Linked DNA regions of Homo sapiens: region 1 is linked to region 2. A link is an interaction called in ENCODE POLR2A ChIA-PET data of the cell type or tissue named here. Cell type or tissue: MCF 10A. All regions are shown on one strand. Links, peaks and the distances in the headings refer to the core of each region. The heading gives the core; the rest is flanking DNA. Region 1 overlaps SEMA5A (semaphorin 5A). Region 2 overlaps SEMA5A (semaphorin 5A).

Region 1 (5,385 bases), core at 125-5,124, 91 kb after region 2:
GGGAACCTGTGTTATAGCATGGCTGTTCTCAAGCCTGGGGCTGTGGAGACTCGCCCACCCAGAGGCCCAGGGTACGACTCAGTGCCAGAGAACCGAGCATCCAGTCATCTCCTATAAAGGTAAGGAACCAGCACGCACTGATTGCAAAGCCGTCATCTAAATGCACATTCTGTGTTTAGTGATAGAAGATAATAGAGCATCACGAATGCTGTATAATCCAGTGGCTCTTGTTTCAGACACAGTTTAAAATAAAGGTAAAACTACAAAAGCCTCTATCATTAGAATTTCATATCCAGAAACTGATTACCACCTCAAGAGGGATCTAAGACAGGGATTACCAAGGTAAAAAAATCTCATTATTTCTGGTCACCTTTATTTAACAGGTACTGTGGGCCTCCTAAGTGTTTGAACCAAAGGATAAAAATGTGACCATAAAAATAACAACAAAACCAAGGAAAGCCTAAAATTCTTCACTATGGCATTTCCCTGCAAAGCCTTAGTCTTGCCACAAACCTAGCCCTTTGTTTCTATCTAGCATTGCATGGCAGCAGAATTGATTTAATGTCCCAAGTATCTCTATGGATTGGTAGGATTAAATAATTAATCTGTATATCCACTCATTTATTCTTTCATTCATTGAAATTTATTTAAGGTCCTTCACACCCGGGGCACTCAAGCATTCAGAGTGGAAAAGAAAATAGACTCTATCTCTGTCCTCAAGGAATTATATTATCAGGCTAAATATGATGAATGAGACATTGTATTTCAGTAATTCATGCAACAAGTGGTTTTATATTTTGTTGTTTTTAAAACTTTGTATCAAACACTTTCAAATATCTATGGAAATAGAAAGAATAGTCTAAGGAGCACAAAAAAAGAAAGAATAGTCTAAGGAGCATGCAGCCCCACACTTATCAATTCATGGCCCATCCCCATCCTTTTTCATCTAAATTTCCACTCATGCTTCATCTCATACCCATTAAATTATTTTGGAGGAAATTAAAAAAAAATCAAATAATTTTATCCATCAGATTTCAGTTGATAATACTCAAAGATAAGGAATTCAGTACCATTATCACAGCAAACAAACAAACAAATAATAAATGATTTCATGACATCATCAAGCACCCAGAGGGCATTGAGAGATCTTTCATGGGTTCATAAATACTTCGGCATCTTTTGGCCAGTTAAGTCAAATCGAGATTTAAGTAAATTCCATGCACTGCCATTGGTTGGTATATTTCTTGAGTCTCTTTTAATATTTTACTTTTATTTCACACCCTTTGCAAATTACAGAAACCAAGTTCTTTGTCCTGGACAGTTTCCCACAGTCTGGAGTTTGCTCATCGCATTCTGATTGTGTGCTTCAAATATTCCTCTTTCCAAAGATGTCTGTAAATTCCTAGTAATCTCAAGACACCTGCTGAGATCCAGGTTTGGATCTTTTTGTCTTGACCGTGTCATGGGTAGTGCAGCGTATTTCCTTCAGGAGGCAGAGCATATCCAGCTGGGAAATGATCAGTCATTGATGATCACAGCCTCAATCTACTGATTCATCTGTGGGTACAAAACTGGGATTTTCTCATTTTATTATTTTGCTCATTTAATGGTTAGAATACTTCTATATAAACTATCTTTCCTTCATCAACTCTTTACGTATCCTGAAGGTACACCTTATGCAGGAAAGGCAAAATAAATGTTCCCCGCCCCCCATCAATTTATACTTTTATTTTTTTTTAAATACACAAGTAGGTTGGTTCTTTAACATCCCACAGGTCATTCATTTGTCATCCAAAGGGGATGAATAAGATGTTATGTTTGCCTTTTTCTTATTTTGATTATTATAATTATTATTAATACATGAATTTCAACATATTTGATGTATTTTAATCCATGTAGTTTACATCCTTGTACATGGTGAAATTATAGCATTTTAAGCCCAGTGTAGCCTCTTGAGAGCAGCTTCTGGACTCTTCTGACTCCATCCAAGTCATCTTTGAGAGCTTCTTTACTCTCTGGGTTGACAAGATGTTCCTATTCCTTTTACTTATTTCCTTCCACAGACCTGGGAATCACTCATTTCTGTATGCTTTGAGCACCAAAGGTGCCCACAGGTCTTCTCAGTGGACAGTGCTAACAAAAGCATTTTTAAAACATACCATAAACTTCTCCTGATACTCCCAACTCATCTCCAGGACTCTAGGGTCTTTGTTAACCTTTCCCATCTTAGTGTCTATTTCTTCCTTGCACAAAATCTCAAGTCTCTGCTGACCAACCTAATTATTTCTTTGCCTTTTTTCTTTAGTACACAGTCATTTTAGAATAACAGCTTCATGCAAACCTAGTTGTTTTGGATTATTGAAAAATCTTTAAAATGACTTTTTTCTCTCTCTTTTTTTTTTGTCCTCGCGTATATATTTCACTGGAAAATTTTAGTGAAATTAGCAAAATTACTGCTTTAAAACCAGTAGAAATAATTTCTTTCTGCGTGGTTATGGCACCAACCCAAGACCCAGTTACTATCATTTGTTTAATTATTGAAGCAAAAGGTGTTCAAAGGAATCTAGCTTTGCTTCCTGTTTTCTTGATCCTATTCCAGAGCTCTTTCTGCATTTAGCTATTTACCTATATTTTATGGGTTAGGCTACTTTTGTAATAGAAGCAAAGCAACACACACACATACAAATATATATTTATGTTCTCTTTCCTTAGATGAAAGGTGGCAATTATATAGACTTGTTTCTGTGTAACATTATTTTAACCTAATGATATATGCTGGAGCCTACTCTCTAGAAGAGTGTAGAGATTGATGTCATTCTTTTTTTTTTTTTTTTCGGTAGCTACATAGCTTCCACTATGTGATGAGCCCTAACCTAATCAAAAACACCTTACTGAGAGATGCTTAGGTTATTTTCTGCCATTTGTGACCATGGATAGTGTTTCAGTGAGTAATGCCTCCTGTAAACATTATGTAATATTTTTGCAAGTGTACCGTTGAAAGAGATTATTCGAATTGGGATTTCTGGGCCAAAGGGTGAATGCATATGTCGTTTTGTAAATGTTGCCCAATTCTCTTTCATAGAGGTTGCACCACTTTGCATTCTAGTTGCCCTGGATATGAATACCTATTTCTCTGCCGCCTTTCCTGCAGAGTACACCGTCAGGCTTTGGGATTTGGACCAAACTCAGTGCATAAATGGCATCTCAGTGTATTTTTATTTGCATGTTTTTAATTCGGAGTGAACCTTCAATGAACATTTAAGAGAAGCCTGTTGTGTACAGGGTTTTTACTAGATATTGAGGAGATCAAGAAGATGCTCAGTTCCTGTTAAAAGGGTTTAGACTATTTTTAGGAATGTGAACCAAAAGGGCCATTGCGTAATATTCTGTGAAGGGTCCTAACAGGTGCCTGTGTTGGGTGCTGCAGAGCCTAGGAGAGGGGCTCTAAGCCCACATCCTGGGCTGTAGGACGGTGGTTGAAAAAGGTTTCTAGGATGAAGCCATGCCAGAACTGCATCCCAAGTGATTGTTAGAAGGTGTTTACAAAACTTATGAAAGGAGAGGTTTCCAGGGAGAGGAAAAGAGCAAGTGATAAGCCCTGAAGTGAGAGAGGGAGCATTGCGGGTCCTGGCAAGCCTCACGCACAGGAAGTCAGGACATCTTATTTTACGATATGGAGGAGGAGGTGGAGGGCATGAGGCTCACATGGCAAGTGGGGATTCGGAGGTGCCTGGCATTGGAAGTCATCTGAATAAGTTTATCCTTTATCTGGAGGATGACAAAATGCCGGCAGGGACAGCCCATTCTGAGGCTGCTACTGAGACCAAAGGGAGGAGGAACTGCATTAAGGGAAGGGAGGCAGAAATGTAGAGAAGAAGTAGATTCTGGAAATTGGAAAGGAGTGTGGTTGAGGATTCAGTAGATGTAGAGCAGGAATGAGAAGGAAGCCCTGACTGCAATCCCCACATTCTTGGCTGTTGATTCCATATAGAATCAAGAAGAGAAAGCAGATAAGAGGGGTGTGGTGATTTTAGATGGAAAAGGCTGAGTTCCTGTGAGCCACCAGATGGAATTATCTAGTTGAGGGCAAGCCTTTCTGAGAACCAAGAATGGGGATATTTTCAAGAAGGCTATGTCCAGCAGAGCGTCAGATACTGCAGAGTGTTCAAGGCAGGTGTATGCCAGAAGGAAGAGTGACACACTTGTCCTGGTCTTCCTGGGACTTTCCTGGTTGCTTCTGTTCTGGGAAAGCCAGGACAATTCGTCACTTTCTGAGAAATTCTGTCAGCAGTACTGTATTAGCTGCTTAGGGCTGCTGTAACAAATTACTGCACACTAGATGGCTTAAAACAACCTAATTGTCTCTTCTTACAGTTCTGGAGGCCAGAAGTCCAAAATTACGGTGTTTGCAGGTCTGTGTTCTCTCTGAAGTCTCTAGAGAAGAACCGATCTCTGCTTCCTCCTAGCTTCTCATGATTGTCAGCAATGTTTGGCATTCCTTTGCTCATGGACACATCACTCCAGTCTCTTAGTCTGTAGTCTCATGGTATCCTCCCTCTGTGTCCCTGCCTTTTTGTCTTCTCTTTTTATAAGGACATAAGTCATGTTGAACTTAGGGCTAACCTTAATCCAGTACGACCTCATCTTAAACAATTTGTCTGCAAAGGTGCCGTTTCCAAATACGGTCACATTCAGAGGTACCTGTGGTTAGGACTTCAGTATATCTTTTGGGAGGACACATAAAAGGCAGCATTTATCGGAGCAGTTTCAGTGCAGGGTTGGGGGAAGAAACCAGATGGTGATATGTGTGGGGATATATCAAAGGTTAGGGACTAGATGATAGATATAAAAGGAGAGAATTCATGTCAGTCATGCAAGGACATAAGGGGCAGGGAACAGCTTTTCAAAGAGCATGACTTAACCATCCTCAAATGGCGATGGGAAGGAATGAGGTGAAGGAAGAGGCTAAAGAGAGAGAAGAGAGGGGAGATGATTGTTTAAGCAGAGACCCCGGTGCTGTAGGAGGGCACAGCAACTGGGAACAGGTGCCCAGTAAAGTTATAGGAAGCCAACTCCACCTCCAGTGAGCCTGGAGGGCAGGAGGCCAAAGCACCCAGGATGCAGGAAAGCTTGTGGGTGGGGGTGGGTGCGGGAGAGGAAGGAGTTCCTGAAGATCTCTGTCTTGGCTGAAGAGGGGTAGGCAGGCCCCAGGCCAAGAGTACAGGGCCTTAGAAAGGAAGTGCTTCTCTGAGGAGGGAATAAAACTATTTTTCTCTCTCTCTGTCACACACACACACACACACACACACACACACACACGATGTCTTGTGATGTTATGCACCCAGTCAGGCCTTGAAATGGCTCATGTTACAGCTGAACAAGTGG
Region 2 (5,385 bases), core at 190-5,189:
CATTGTTTTTCTTTTCAGCTACCTACTCTACTTGAGAAAGCCCTCCTTATCATAATTATTATTAATGTTTTGATAAAAAATAACTAGGATCGCTTTTTCCAGCTCTATGGAATGGACTAATAAGCTACTCATATTAAAATCTGCATCAGTTTCTATGGGCCAGGTTGCTGTAACCAACAACCCCTAAATCTCTGCAGCTTCAAACAACAAATGTTCATTTCTCATTTGTGCTCCATGTGCATCTGGGCTTGCTGGAGGTGCTCTTTGAAGAGGTCTGTCTTTGGGAGGCAGGCTGATTTCTGGGGTGGCTGTCATCTTGAGAGTTGCTGGTCACTGTTAGGGAAATAAGAGAACATGGCATATGGTCCATTGACCCTGGGAAGGCTTTCATCCAGAGGAGGCATGGTTTCCTTCTATTTACATCTCATTGGCCAGAGAAATCCTGGGACTATGGCCAACTTTGAAGAGGTGAAGAAGTGGGAGGAAGACTGGACAGCGCTCATGGATACTGTAATTCCTGTATGAGTTTTTTGTTTTATGTGATAGACATTGTTACCCTTACCTTTGCATATGTCATGTTGTCTCAGTCACTTCTCACATGAGCTGGAAATTCAATGATCTTTATTTTACATATGGAGCTTACTGAAGGTAAGGACTCAAGAGGCAGTGGTACTTCCTGGACAGAGTTGGTTGTGGAATCTAATTTTGTTTATTTCCCCAGAGCCAAATCTCAGTCATTGTACAGTATTGCTGCATAATTTGTTTGAAGCACACACTATAGGAACAAGGAATTTCCCACTTCTGAAACTTCTTTGTGCAACCTGGGGACACACCCTAACATCAAGGGAATAGAGTTTCCAGCCTGTGGAGTTGAGATTACCTTCTCTCTCCTTGTAAGTCAAAAACCTATGCTACCTCTTTGTGACCTTGTTTGAAATAGTGGAACCCCCCCTAACATGCTCATCTTAAAAGCTGCCATTTCTTGAGGACTTACCATGTCCAGACGTTGGAATTACCCTTCTGCATGTACTGTCTCTTTTAATTCCCCCTCTTTTTCATTTCACAAATGAAGATTGGATTTTCCATTTGGGGCCTGCTCAAAGTTGTACACATCCTAAATTGCAGACTCAGGAATAAAAGCCACATTTGTCTGGCTCAGAGCTTGCCCTCTTAAACATGTGTTCCTCAAGATTTAAGTAAAAGTACTCCAAATACCCAAGGTTCTTACAAAATGCTTTTAATGCAAGCCTGCTGGGGGTTCTTGCATGCTGAAGGTTGCCTTGAAGCTAGCATCAAAAACATTTCTGCCATTTATAATTTGGAAGAAGAAGATTAAAAAAAATCATGAACAAAAACATTCTCTTGTCTACCCTGCTCAGGGTCTCCAGCACTTTTAGTTTCCATTGATATCCCAGTGGGATGGAACAGATGCCCTAGGGCCGGTATCCTGGCTCCAAACCTAGGATCAATGACCTGGAGCGAGTGAGTGAATCTTTTTGAGCCTCATTTTTCTCAAATGTGAAATGGGGACACCTTGCTTGCAAAAATCTTGTACATGAGTTGTTTTTATGGTTGCTTAATAGAAGGTGGTGGCTATTTTGGAGATGGGTAAACATTACCTTTCTCTGTTTTCTGGTAGCCCTCTCTCACTACCCCAATTAAACATTCCGCATAACTAAAATCTAGGCTTTAAGCATGACCTTATGCTAAATTCACTAGCTATTAATTAAAATCCATTGCTGGCCGGGTGTGGTGGCTCATGCCTGTAATCCCAGCACTTTGGGAGGCCGAGGCAGGTGGATCACAAGGTCAGGAGTTCAAGACCAGCCTGAACAATACGGTGAAACCCCATCTCTACTAAAAATACAAAGATTAGCCAGGAGTGGTGGCGGGCGCCTGTAGTCCCAGCTACTCAGGAGGCTGAGGCAGGAGAATCGCTTGAATCTGGGAGGCGGAGGTTGCAGTGAGCCGAGATTGTGCCACTGCTCTCCAGTCTGGGCGACAGAGAGAGACTTCATCTCAAAAACAAAACAAAACAAAACAAAACAAAAAAATCCATTGCTACTCTTAAGCCTCACCAACATAGAAATTTTGGAGGCTCAGAAAAATGAACCTCTTACAACATACGAAAGTGGAAAGTGATAGAATATTATGGAGAACAATGTGACGGTAGGTATGAAATGCTTTAAATATGTATGAATCCATTTACTCAGTGGCTCTTCTTCTAAAATTTTGAAATTAATAGAAATATTCATGAAAAGGGATGTTTATCTGGTGTTGTGATACTAGTAATTCGAAACCCCAAACTATCATGTAGCTGGAGATTGGCCGAGTAAATGGATGCCACCATTTGACGGGTTGCTATGTAGCCATTTAAATCAGATTTTTGGATGGTATTCAAGGATTTGAAGAAATATAGACAGCCTGAATTTTATATAGTTTAAATGTAGGACACACCCCCAAGTGTTACCAGAAATCACTTATAGTACTAGGAAGAGTTCACATACTACCATTTTCTTTTTACCATTTCATATTTTCTAAAATTTCTTTATTTAGAAACATATTGTAATTTATTAAAAGAAGGATTAAAACCCCCACTAAGGACTGTTTAGTTCGCAAACCTACACTTTTTAGGTTAACCTGGAAAGCCTTAGTATGTAGGAGTCACCATTCAGGAGGAGCCCTAGGGAAGCTGGTCCCACTCTGGGTAAGATTTGTCAAAATCCTACAGTAGACGTTCCAGTAATGAAGGCGTCTGCCTAACATCTCAAGTCAGACATTTCTAATTGGGCAAAATTACTGTCATTTACTGTTATTAAAGCTGCAACAAGAAAAAAACCAACAATGCCTGCTTCTGTCACAAGTTCTGTTCTGAATCATGAGAGTCTCTTTCCCGGGCCCTCCCTGCCGTTTTTGTGGCAGCATGAGTCAGTGGAGTAAGGGGCAGCCTGCTGTTCTGAGTCTGGACTTGGTAGTTACCAAGATGTGAGTAACGCTGATCTTCCTGTAGCCCTGAGCAAGTCCTCTTACAGCTCTCTGTGCTCCACATAATAGGGATAATAATATTTATTTGCTTACCTAGCCCACTGGGGTGTTGTAAAGATTAGTTAGACTCTGCTAGTCAAAGGACTTTGAAGTTTTAGTGCCCCGAATGGTGTTATTACTAATAAACCTTTAAAACTTTCATCTGCAGTGTTTCCTTATTTGTAGCATTTAGTAATTCTGCACAAGGAACCAGCCTCCCGCAGGCAGGACGCCAGACCCACGCTGGGCCAGGGCGGGCTTAGGCCTGCCTAGACCTTCCACCCACCCCGGCTCCCACCTCCAGGCACAGAGCTGCTGCTACCTGCCTCAGCTTGATCCTGGCTTAGAGGCTCCTGGTGCTTGTTTACCAGATTCTGTCCAGTTGGAAAGCCACCCATGCTTACAGTCCTCTAGTCTGTGCCAGGAAACAAAGAGCTTTTTCCAGGTATACCCACTTGGCCAGCTGAGGTGTTCCTCAACATGGCATGGACAAACAGAAGTTTGGAGTCCTCCAGTAAATACCCTGAAGTTCTCACCCATGGAAGTGGAAGGTGCCTGGAGTTCTAATCTGGGAATAAGCAAAGGCTCATCAGGCCTCAGAACAGTTCATGCAGCCGGGCGCGGTGGCTCACGTTTGTAATCCCAGCACTTTGGGAGGCTGAGGCGGGTGGATCATGAGGTCAACAGTTCAAGACAAGCCTGGCCAAGATGGTGAAACCCCGTTCCCTACTAAAAATACAAAAATTAGCCAGGCACAGTGGTTGATGCCTGTAATCCCAGCTATTCAGGAGGCTGAGGCAGGAGAATTGCTTGAACCCAGGAGGTGGAGGTTGTAGTGAGCCAAGATCACACCACTGCACTCCAGCCTGGGCAACAGAGCGAGACTCCGTCTCAAAAAAAAAAAGAACAATTCATGCATCTCATCTCCCTGTTCTTGGCATCTGATTCTTTTAGCTCAAAAGATGAGAAGGGCCAAAACTTTGTTTCTGGGGAAGGCTATTGGTTTGGACAATGATTTATGAGGATGCCTTTCTGCCTTTTGATGCTCACTAAGAATAACAAAACTCTTCTCTGCATTGTTACTGCCAAAGCTCATTCTCCTTTTCCCTCACATCTGCCCACTCTTGTGATAAATCTGAGACACACCAATCCGAAAAGGCAATCTCTCCCTTGGCAATGACTTTGAAGAGTATTTCAGAAACACTCATTGGGAGTGGATCCCAATTATTTAATGCTGAGTGGGAAGAGGAGGAATGAGAAAAATCAGCCAAGTACACAAGTGAAACCAAGCCCAGATAATTAGCTCTGAAATATTTATGATAAACATGGAAAATAATAACTTTATAGTAATGTAAGAGCAGATTGTATTCATTTAATGACTTTTTGGTAATTGGATTTCCTTATCTTTGTCTGTAAATACACGAATCTAGTTTCCCAAACTAGAAATCTCAGAATCATTCTAAGTTTTACCCTTTTGTTTTTCAAACCCCCTCTCTAATAGCCACAAAATTCTATCTCATAAATAACTTCACTGCTCAGTAGCCCTTCAATAGCCCTTCTTTCCCATCCTCTTCAACCATGTTGATAGTGTGAGGCATGATTCCTTCACTGCCTGGGGACTTTTCTTTTTTTTTTTTTTTTAAATTTTATTATTATTATACTTTGAGTTTTAGGGTACATGTGCACAACGTGCAGGTTTGTTACATATGTATACATGTGCCATGTTGGTGTGCTGCACCCAGTAACTCGTCATTTAGCATTAGGTATATCTCCTAATGCTATCCCTCCCCCTTCCCCTCACCCCACAACAGTCCCCGGTGTGCCTGGGGACTTTTCTTATTCCTACTGATTTAATCCTGTTTCCCAGTGATCTCCACATTGGTACCCAGGTATCTGTGTGCACAGCTACTCAGATACTTGCACCCCCAACTCTCAGACCTTGCTGGCTTGACATTACCCTCGAGAGAAAGAAATGTTAAGGCCTTCTTGGTCAATAATTAGCATTGGTTTAACTTGTAATTTCTCTCTGAATTCTCCACTGGGTCCTCTGTGGTTAGCAACACTGGACGTCTCTCTGAAGTTCTCTTCTCACTCTCTCACTTCAGTGCCATGCATGCTCGTCTTTGTGTTTGGGGAACCTGTTCAGATATCACCTTATCATTCTGGGCATGACATGTTGTTTTTCCCAAGGACCCAAAACAGTAAAAAGTAATGAAATAACTACATGGCAGTCAGCCCAGTGGAATATAGATGGAGAATAAAGTCATCCTCTGTATCCATGGGGGATTGGTTCCAAGAACCTGTGGATACCAAACTCTGTGGATGCTCAAGTCTCTGACAGAAAATGGTGTAGTGTTACCA

What was found. Peaks named below come from ENCODE experiments on the same cell type or tissue, not always from the same donor. Only the 100,000 strongest peaks of a DNase experiment are listed, where the experiment ranks them.
Region 1: POLR2A ChIA-PET joins it to region 2 with 5 read pairs; 3 of 35 experiments call an interaction of 5 or more read pairs at or near these places.

What each region holds. Positions count from the first base shown.
Region 1 is chr5:9,374,557-9,379,941 of GRCh38, reverse strand. It overlaps SEMA5A (semaphorin 5A), which reads left to right. Exons shown (of 23, transcript NM_003966.3): 3 at 1-119. Among named protein-coding and RNA genes, the nearest start is that of SEMA5A-AS1, 130 kb to the left of the region's middle. In MCF 10A, for the core only: no CTCF peak of the experiment used is centred there; a DNase peak (open chromatin) is centred at 3,051.
Region 2 is chr5:9,465,663-9,471,047 of GRCh38, reverse strand. All of the region lies in intron 1 of SEMA5A (semaphorin 5A), which reads left to right. Among named protein-coding and RNA genes, the nearest start is that of SEMA5A-AS1, 43 kb to the left of the region's middle. In MCF 10A, for the core only: no CTCF peak of the experiment used is centred there; DNase peaks (open chromatin) are centred at 2,937 and 3,317.